2 separate regions of the Homo sapiens genome follow, and region 1 is linked to region 2. The links are chromatin loops, found by intact Hi-C in ENCODE. Cell type or tissue: uterus. All regions are shown on one strand. Region 1 overlaps LOC105374928 (a long non-coding RNA gene). Region 2 has its middle 19 kb from the start of NEDD9.

The links. A loop is a pair of places that touch in the nucleus more often than their neighbours do. Peaks named below come from ENCODE experiments on the same cell type or tissue, not always from the same donor. Only the 100,000 strongest peaks of a DNase experiment are listed, where the experiment ranks them.
Region 1: a loop joins it to region 2, with 2.6 times the contacts of the local background. A loop is called at or near these places in 7 of 110 quality-filtered maps.

The regions. Positions count from the first base shown.
Region 1 is chr6:11,424,207-11,429,206 of GRCh38, forward strand. All of the region lies in intron 1 of LOC105374928 (a long non-coding RNA gene), which reads left to right. LOC105374929 (a long non-coding RNA gene) reads left to right here. Exons shown (of 3, transcript XR_926485.3): 2 at 2,387-2,565. Among named protein-coding and RNA genes, the nearest start is that of TMEM170B, 110 kb to the right of the region's middle. In uterus, no CTCF peak of the experiment used is centred here; DNase peaks (open chromatin) are centred at 384 and 2,575; H3K27ac peaks cover 3,064 bases.
Region 2 is chr6:11,249,316-11,254,315 of GRCh38, forward strand. It overlaps a transcript of NEDD9 not described here. Among named protein-coding and RNA genes, the nearest start is that of NEDD9, 19 kb to the left of the region's middle. In uterus, no CTCF peak of the experiment used is centred here; DNase peaks (open chromatin) are centred at 870 and 2,556; H3K27ac peaks cover 4,577 bases.

The DNA.
Region 1 (5,000 bases), 170 kb after region 2:
TAGAGAAACCTATGTGAAAGTCACAGTGCTGTAGTTTATTAGCTGTAAGATCTTGGGTAAGCTGCTCAACGTCTCTGGTTTTCAGGTTTCTCACGTATGAAATGGAGTAATAACATGTATCTTATTGAGGATTAGATGGTGGAAAACTCTCAACTAAGCACAGAACCTGGCTTATAGTAAGCATTCAAAAAAGGGTGGTTACTTGAAAAAATACAGTACTTTTTTAGTGACTCCTCACCTGGAAAGTTAAAACTCAGAATCCTCTCTTCAACTGTGAAGTTTAAACCTCAGGGTCGAGTCACATTCCTTCACCAGTCATGGGCAGTGACCTGGGCATAGCCCTGGTTTCCTGAGTCTCCAGGGCAGCAGGAAATTCCCAGCAAATCTAAACAGTCTTCAAGAATACCTTGTTCCACACACCGGGGCCACAGGCTTGCTTTATATCACAGCCCAGTGGGGACAACTTCGGAGAAGGAAGACGCACTCATGATACCCCACAGCATGGAGCTTTCAACAAACAGATGGAAAAATATTGGTTCAGCCCCTTCTAGCTGGAGATTGTTAGATTGGTTTTGCTGAATGGTGCTTTTCCCTTATTTGGACAGGTTGGGAAGTTGGGGACCTGGGGTTGCATTCCTGCACCCCACATTCCCAGCTCCTTTCCACCCTTGGTGTTGAAATAGGAGATTTGGAATGGCAACAGCTCACTCACCCTGCTCAGTCCCTGTGCTTCTGAAAGACAGATGTTCTTGGCTGGGCACAGTGGCTCATTCCTGTAGTCCCAGCACTTTGGGAGGCAGAGGTGGGTGGATCATGAGGTCAGGAGTTCGAGACCAGCCTGGCCAACCTAGTGAAACCCCATCTCTACTAAAAATACAAAAAACAGCTGGACATCTTGGTGGGCACCTGTAGTCCCAGCTGCTTGGGAGGCTGAGGCAGGAGAATCACTTGAGCCTGGGAGGCGGAGGTTGCAGTGAGCCGAGATCGCGCCATTGCACTCCAGCCTGGGTGACAGAGCAAGATTTCATCTCTAAATAAATAAATTAATAAAAAGATAGATGTTCTTGCTTCTCCTCCTCAGGCTTTCTGGAGGAAGCACACTTCTGAAAGCAAATAAGTACTAAATGTAGAATCTTACTAGTTCCTTAGAGCACACAAGGAATATTTTAGCAATACTTTTAAATAAATGGCATTTTACAAATGCAACACTAAACTGATAAGCATTCCTCACACCTCAAGAAGTGGGTATATGTTGCAGCGCTTCAAATGAGTCAGCGATATAATGTCACAAATTAGGCAAAGATATGAAAGCCTCTTTTAAATTGCGCTTTCATACATGTGAGATATTGTCGTCATTACTCATACTCAATGCTATATTTTTCAGATTAAGGAAAGGGAGGCAAAGGTATTTCAGAGGCAGGGTGGGCAAACAATGATTTCTATTCAAACACATGTGCACGCACAGTGTTTACAAGGCTCTCATGCACTAACTTCTCCCCTCTGGACAGAGAGTGGTCATGTGGGAGCCCTGACCCCACATAAACTGTGTCCATTCCTAGCTCTGGCCTTTGCTGACCCTCCACTCAGGAATGCTAGGAATGCCCTCCCTCTCCTTCCCTGTCCCCAGGCTCTCCATCTACCCAAATCCTGCTCAATCATTTGGACCCCCATCTTAGCACTTGGAGAATCCTTCCCTAAGCATTTCAGTGACCTACCTTCTCCTTACTCAAAACTTCTGTGACATGTTTGTGCTATCCTGTTTTTATAATTGGAAGTTTGTTTCTGTAACCAATTCCCTTCACCCCACTCCCCTCATTGCCTCCCCACCACAGACCCTAACAAGGTAGAGGGTATGTGTAATTCTTGCACAAAAAGGTTACAAATTCTTGTATCCCCTTTTTCTCTAATGGGAAGAAAGAATCTGAAATGCCCCTCTGGAAAGTGATGTACCCAGCAGACAGAAAAGCAGCCTTCAAAAGCTTCTGTAGGGCTTCGTGTTGCTATCTATGGTTCCATGGTCCTGACTGATCCTGAGTGTCCTAACCATGGGTTTTGGGTCCAGAGGACAGCCTGGAGTCCACTGGAGGGTGAGCAGAATTGTGGGGTGAGGAGGAATGTGGGGCAAGTGACACTGACACCTTTCAGTACATTAATGTGTAAAGCATGAATTCTGTAGAAGAGAATTACACTGTATTAGCATGGAATAGATTATGCTGTATTAAGAAAATGTGCCTATTTCTTGACACTGAAACAGATCACATGATCTCCAAAAGTAATGCTAGTTTTTGTAATGGGTGTGTGGGGAGTGTGTGTGTGTGTGTGCGCATGCACACATGCATTTGAATCCAGTTATCTGTGAGATAATAAACAAGTCTCTCTTCTGCAGCTCATGGTAGGGAGAACCCCCACAAGGAGACTGCACTTCAAAGTCCCTCCTGGATCCCATTCAGATCCAAAACTGAGCACCTGCTCTGTGCCAAGAAATGCTCTATGGAAATGAATCAGTTCCCACCATCCAGGAGGTCACAGCCTGCTCAGATGCAAAAGAACTCCATGCAGGCTAAGGTGCAGGGACACACAGCCTGGGGAGGCGTGGGGTGGGGGCTGATAGTTCCAACTTAGATGAAAAAGAAGGTTGCAACATTGATACGAAAGCTAGCTGTAGAAAAAATTCCTTCTCCTGGAGTGTGAACAATTTCTTGTAACTATTTTATTGAGAAATCTAATCTCATGAGGGTTTTTGTTTTTTGTAGCTCTCCTGACTAACTTGGTTTTTTGGTGTGTTTTTTTGTTTTTGTTTTTTACTATCTTTGAGATTATTGAGTTTAGCTGAAAATCCACAAAGACACCAAGGAAAGATCAGCTCTCCACATACACAGGGCCTGCTTGGGAGAACGCTGGTGTAGTCCAGGCCCCACATCACTTCTTCTCTTCCTCAAACTCTCTCAGTGCTCAGAAACCCCTAAACACACATACACATGCTCTCACATATACACATCACACACACTCCCCCACACCCCCATATACACCCCCAACACCACATGTGCACACACTCACATCACACATGTGCATACACACTCCACACACACACGCACTACACACACCCACACCACACACACACAGCCCTCACACCCCATACATACACTCCCGAAAACCACACATACACACATCACACATACACATACTCCCTCGACACAAACACCACATACACACACACCCCTCACACCCCATACATACACTCCCCAACACCACACATACACGCTCACATCACACATGCGCATACACACTCCACACACACAAACACACCATACACACCCACACCACGTACACACACACACCCGCTTCATGCCTGCTACATATACTCCCCAACACCACATGTACATACACACACTGACATACATCATACATACACATACACACTCCCTCTTACACACAAACAGACCACACACACACCCGTACACCACATACACACACACACAGTACACATCATACATACACACCCTTTGTGCTGTGAGGCCCCACAGTGCGAAGGCTGGTGCGTACCAGGCCCCTTGCAGTCTTCCTTCCCATGGCATGACTGCAAGGAGAGGGGAGATGGGGTGCTGGGTCTCCCGCCTCAGACCATTTTCAGCAAGAGCAGCCTCCTGGGGCTCTGAGACCTATCCCCCTTCCTAGTCATATCTTTATATCAAAATTAGCTGTAAACATAACAGTCCTATGACTCACTTGGAATACTACATAGGAAGTCAGGTTTTTGAACAATTTTCCCTTTTTCTAAAGGTTAAAATCAAGGCAGGAAATGCGGAGCATCACAGTACCAAGCCCGTGGGAATGGGGCCCACCCGGGTCCCTGTGCTCAGTCCGGCTCTCTCTGTAGTTCTCCCTGGCCACACCTCTCTGTTTACTCATAATTCTCTTTTCCTAACTACGTGGTGAAGTGGCGTCGGAAGTGATTTCAGATGCCTCCCTCCAGTATGCATTCTCCTGCCCAGTCTACCCTAGTCCACCTTTCTCAGGCTTTGCCCCACAGTTGGCCTCTTGCACTCTAGCCACTCTCTCTCTCGAAAATGCCCTGGGTCTCCCAATCTCCTGGCTGGACTCATCTGAACCCCCTTACCTGAAGAAGTAACCCCTTTCCCTTCCACACTTCCCTAGCTGCATCCAGTCCTACTCCCTCCTGAAAGCATTGCTAAAATCCTGCCTCCTTTATGAAGCCTCCCCCAGTCACCTAGCTTGGAGTATCACTTCTCAGCCTGGAAAGGCTTTACTGTCGTCCTGGGTGTTAATTTCATTTGTTTATTTGACAAATATTTGTTGAACACTTAGAAGGTACTAAAGACACCATGTTAGATGTGGGAGATACAGTGCTAACAGCAACACCATGAACAAGCTTCCTGTCCTATGATGAGTCCCCAGGCTGGCTGCAGGTTCTTTGTAGGGTAAAACTGGGTCTAAGAGCTCTTTGCACCTCTCAGAAGATACTAAGAATTCAATGAGATTTACTGGACCGATTAACTAACAAATGAATACATTCTTTTTTAACACAATGCCATGCAGAGTTTGAAACAACACTGTCAGTAACCCCTCTAAGTAACTAAGGCTGAATATGGAATGAATAGGAAAACATTTAGTCCTTGTTTTAAATATCAAGTGATTGTTTTCTGCATCAAATTTAGAATTCCGGTTTTGCCAAACACATCTCAGAGAAACAGGCTGGCCCCTGAGCCAGACAGCAGTTGTAAACATCTCTTCTTCCTGTTTAGAGACAGTACTGAATTCCAGAGCTGGACCTGTGAAATACCAGCGCTCCTCTCCCTCTAGGGCTTAGAAACGAATCCCTGAGGGTGTTTGTGTGTTTAGACTTCAGTGATGCCCAGTGCTGGTTGAGTGGTTAGCTCACCACACAAACCACCAGGAAAGGGGTTCAAAACAAGACAGATGGGACTTAGAGCAAAGGGAACACAATTACTCAACGGTCCAGAATCTCAATCCTAGAAGCC
Region 2 (5,000 bases):
CTTATTTGTTAGAATTCCTGGGTTGGTTCAGGGCTCTATAAAGTCTGTAGAGACCCAGGTTTCTCCTCTCTTGTGCTTTGAAATCCTCAGTACAAGGTCCAAGGTGGCTCAAATTCTAGACATCACTTCTAAATAACATCTTCCAGCCAGCAGGAAAGAAGAATTAGGTGAAAAAAGTGCCTCCTCCCTGAAAGGTGCTCCTAGAACCTCCATTCTCATCCCATTAGCCAGATCTTGGTCACATGGTCACAGCTAGCTGCAAGGGATGCTGGGAGGTGTAGTCTCTATTCTAGGTGGTCATTTCATGACTAAGGAAGAGGAGAATGGGTATTAGAGGATGACTGCTAGTGTTGGCCACAAGTACCTACTAGGTAAATATGTACAGTAGATGCTCCATAACTGTTTGATAAATGTACATGTGCCAGGTTTTTTCTGCCTGTTTGGATAGACCTCTGCTCATGGTAGGTAGTCATGCTAGGGTACTGGGCAATAGAGTGCATTTCCCTCTTCCTGCCCAGAGGTTATGTTCTGTTGGCTCGCGTGGGCTTCCTTCTGGCTCCTGTGTCTGGATCTGCCCTCCTGGTACACACGTGGTGAGTGTGGAGATCATGGTCAAGGGGCCCAGAGATTCCTGCCACAGGCAGGTCCTTTCCAGCTTTCTCCAGCCCACAGCAGTGCCTGGACCATGGCTGTCTGGGTCCTGAAGTGGGCGGTGAGCTCCCCCACTGCCTGTCACTCCACAGGAACAGATGTGCAAATGGCTGGCTGTGGCCAAAGACACAGTCAGACATCCACCTCAGGAGCACAAGTTCCAGAAAGAGGGAGGGAGAGAGACGTTGAGACTAGAGGAGGAATGAGCCTCTGCTGGTCTTTCTCCCCACTGGCCCTTGTCCTTGGAGGTCAAAGTCAGTGTAAAGTCATAAAATTTTGTGAGATGCTGGCCCTGGGTGAGAGTTAGAGCCCCCATGACAAGCACAGTAGCCAAAACCTAAATCTAATTTGACATACCATGAAAATGAGGCAATTGTATGTTGGCCTTGCTGGAATCCCCATGTCACCCTCCATTAATTTCTTTGTCAAGGTAGTTTCCAAAATCTCTTTTCCTCAGCATCATAAATGCTAAGGGAAAACATCCTCAAGTGTTCTTAACACACAGCAGGGGAGAGAGGCTGCTAACTGCCCAGAATCATGTCCTGAATCTACCGAAGCAGTCTTGCTGCCCGTCCTACGACCAGAGAGTTCTCTGGTGTCCCTTTGCCGGCATACCATTCTCTGCTGACATTCACCCAGTGGGAATCGCTCCTCCCCAGGTCCCCAGGAGACACCTGTAAGCTGAGTCCAGACCTGGCTTTTGAGCTTGACAATGACTGTTCCTTTGGGATAAAGGAGCTGGAAATGTACTGTGGCTTAGGCGCAGAGCCCCACATCCCGTCTCTCATTCCTTTACACTTGGCCACTCCAGGATGTTTCAAAGTTCCCATTTGCAAATCAATTTAACAAGGTCCCAGGCTGAACCACTGATTAACAACATTAAAATGATTCTTTTTACTGACTTCGGGATAAAACTACACACCTGCAAATTCCTTACTACCTTTAATTATGAACTTTGAGCCAATGTTCCATATTTTAATTTCTCTAGGTACTGGGCCTGGATTTTCCACCTTTGAAAATGTCTCCAGAATTTTTCTGCTGTAAGGAGACTTAAAGAGATGATGGGGTATAGGATAAGTGGCTGTTTAATTTGAGCTTTAAAGAAATATAACCTACAATGGAAAGAATACAAAAATGTTGTTGTATAAAAACTGGCTGGCTGTTAGTTCATTCTCTTGACCTTAATTCTCTCAACATGGAAAAGTCAATTCAAATGTAACCAATAGGGTCAACCCCATACTAACATTTCAGGAAAGATAGTGGTTCTAGGAATCAGTAAATGTGTTTTGCTGTCGGGGTGGTGGCTGTTTTGATTAAATCACCTTTGTCTCTTGTCCTCTACTAATGAGATACCTATGGTGGAGACATTTCAGAGAGCTTAATATTAAACAGATAGGGATACTGGAGTCCAGGCTGGTTAGGTGAGGAGCATAAATCCATACTGCAGAGGAAATTGACAACCTCCCCTGTGCAGAAGTTATGTCCTGAGGCATCTTCCTCGGTCACGGTCATGGTTTTCTCTCTCCTCTCTAAGGTGAGCGGGACTCACATCAGGATCTCAGTTTTGGTTGTGAGAAAGCTGAGGCCCACTCATTACCTGTAGGAGTGATTTGCCAAGGCGGCAGGGCAGGTCAGACCCGATTCCAGCTTTCCACGTTCCAGTCCAGTTCCTCCCCCTCACTAGGCTCTTTTCTAGTGACCCACGAAAGCTTCTGGCCTCAGACACAGTGTTCAACCACTTCAGGGATTTAGAATCAGAGCTACAAGAGGAAAACAAAGCAAAACAAGGAGCTGGCAAGGTTTAGCTGGAGAATATTGTCCTTTTTCTGGTGTTTCTAAAAACAAATGACCCTTTGTGCTCTAGCTGCCCTCAGAGCCTTTGACTAATTTCTCTGTGGCTCAGTGCCAGGGATGGCTGAATGCTGGGGATTCTGTGCTGCTTCATGCTTTGGCATGACTCTATGTATGTGTGTGTGGGGGGGGATGGTGAGTGATGGGCAAAATTCTCCCCTCACCTTCTGCTTGCACTTCCCATCAATGCAAAAGCATATCTGGGTGCTTTCGCTCCACCTCAGGGTTGAAGGCTGTGTCGATTCCTGTCACACACAGATTATATTTTGCTGTCCCATGTGAATCAGAGCTTGTGTTAATATCTTCTAGCTGGGCGCTGTAGTGCTCTCTCAGCCAGATCTTCATTTCATGTCTGTCCTGGGGCTCTTAGCTATGCCAGCAGAGCCCTCTGGAGAGCTGACTGGTATTCTCATTTTCTACCAGCCTGAGCATGTCATGAACTTTCTGGCTCACTGGGAGCTGAGAATACAGATGAACATAAAAATTGAGAAGAGTTATTGGAGGGTCTAAGAGGATGCCAGTCAAGCAAAAGAATAGTAGTTTCCTATTGCAATATCGGAACCAGCTCTCACGTCCCGATTTCACAGTAACTCATGTATTATCTCTGCTTATTTTGAATGCTTCAGCAAGATCTATGTTAATAGAATTCTCTATGGCTCTCCATCCTTTAAACAAATTAACACAGCCCACAGCTACCTCCCATGCCTCCTGGAAGCACCCCCTTCCATGGTCAAAGAAACCCTGTAGAGAGCAGAAAGGAGCTGGTAGGAAATAGACATCTTAGGTCCATGTCACTTACACTATTTAGTTATATAGAGCCTTCTGCACAAGCAAAGCATTATTATCCTAATCAAAGTTGAAAATGACAAATAGAGGACAGAAATGAATTCCTAGCCTGCAGTTTCATTTTCCCAGAAAAAAAAAACAACTCTGTCTCTTAAATATAGGGTTTGTTTGTGAGTAAATTGGTTGTATGCCCCAGGGCCTAACTATTCTAAGAAAATACATACTTTACATATTCTAAAAATAAATAAATAAAAATTAGACACAGAAATGGAAGTGATAGGAATGTATTTTTTTTTTCTCCTAAACTTCAAACAAGAAATCATTCTTTTGGGAAAATTGGGCTTGTGCTAGATGTTTTTAATGCTTTCCTGGCAGTTGCCTAAGAACAAAACATTATCTTGTGGGAGAGGAGTAGGGGCACGAGAATGTTTAAATATGTCTTAATGATCTAGGGGTCTTACAAACATCTGAGTCATAAAAAAGTCAGGTCATAGTTTTTTAAGAACATCTAGACAAGGATCAGGGTACGGTCAAAAGAAAACGCTTGGATTTTAGTCCTAACAGGTTCCCATCTCTTTGGCACTTTCATGAATGTGCGCAGTCGTTGAACTTACAACCCATGTTGATAAAAAAGAGAAAGTATCACTTTGCAGGATTGCAAAGGAGGAAAAGATATAATGAAATCAGACAAGGCCTCCCCGCTTGTAGGAATCTGGCCTCCTCCATTGAGGTTGCGGGGAGTAAGTGTACTGTAGCAGTTAATATTTCTGAAGGTAAAATTTGATCGGGGATATGTCTCATTCTTCACTTTTATTTCCTCTTGCTTGAAAAGTCATACATCTCCAGGAAAATTGCTGGAGAATATTTGCCTTTTCTTTCCCTGCACAACCCCGTGCCCCAGGACAAACTCACACCGCATGGGAATGAAAACCTGAACTTTTATGTTAACTTATTTCAAATGTTCAAAACTAGTTTCCACGTTTAAATTTTATGGTGTTTTTTGAAATGTAAAATTTTAAGTGTGGGAAACTATGGTATCATTTTGGAATTTAAATCTTCTGTGGGAACATTATAAAAACTATTACCAAAGTCCATTCCTTCTTCTGGACATCACAGGCAGCAAGACAAATATACTTTAAGTGCATATGTGAATGCAACATCAGGATTCTATAAAAAGAATAAAATAGATCCAGCACCCACCCTCTAAGACAATAATGACTCAGGCAGTGATATTATAGACAGGCAGACAAACAAGGATACAGTGAGAAGGAGTTGCACACGTCTGGTCATTTTGTACTGGTATTTTTTTTTAAATGAATTTTCATTTGGAGCCACCAATTAATATTATGGCATCTTCAAGCTTATGCTAAAAGCATGAAATTACAGATAAAATACACGATGGCCAATTACATTTGAATTTCAGATAAACTATGAGCAACTTTTTAGTAGAAGTACATGCCATGAAATATTTGGGTTATATTTGTGCAAAAATGTATTTGTTGTTTATCTGAAACTTTTCTTTCTTTTTTTTTTCTGAGATGGAGTCTCGCTCTGTCACCCAGGCTGGAGTACAGTGGCATGATCTCAGCTCACTGCAATCTCTGCCTCCTGGGCTCAAGCAATTCTTCTGCCTCAAACTCCTGAGTAGCTGGGATTACAGGTGTGTGCCACCATGCCCGGCTAATTTTTGTATTTTTAGTAGAGATGGGGTT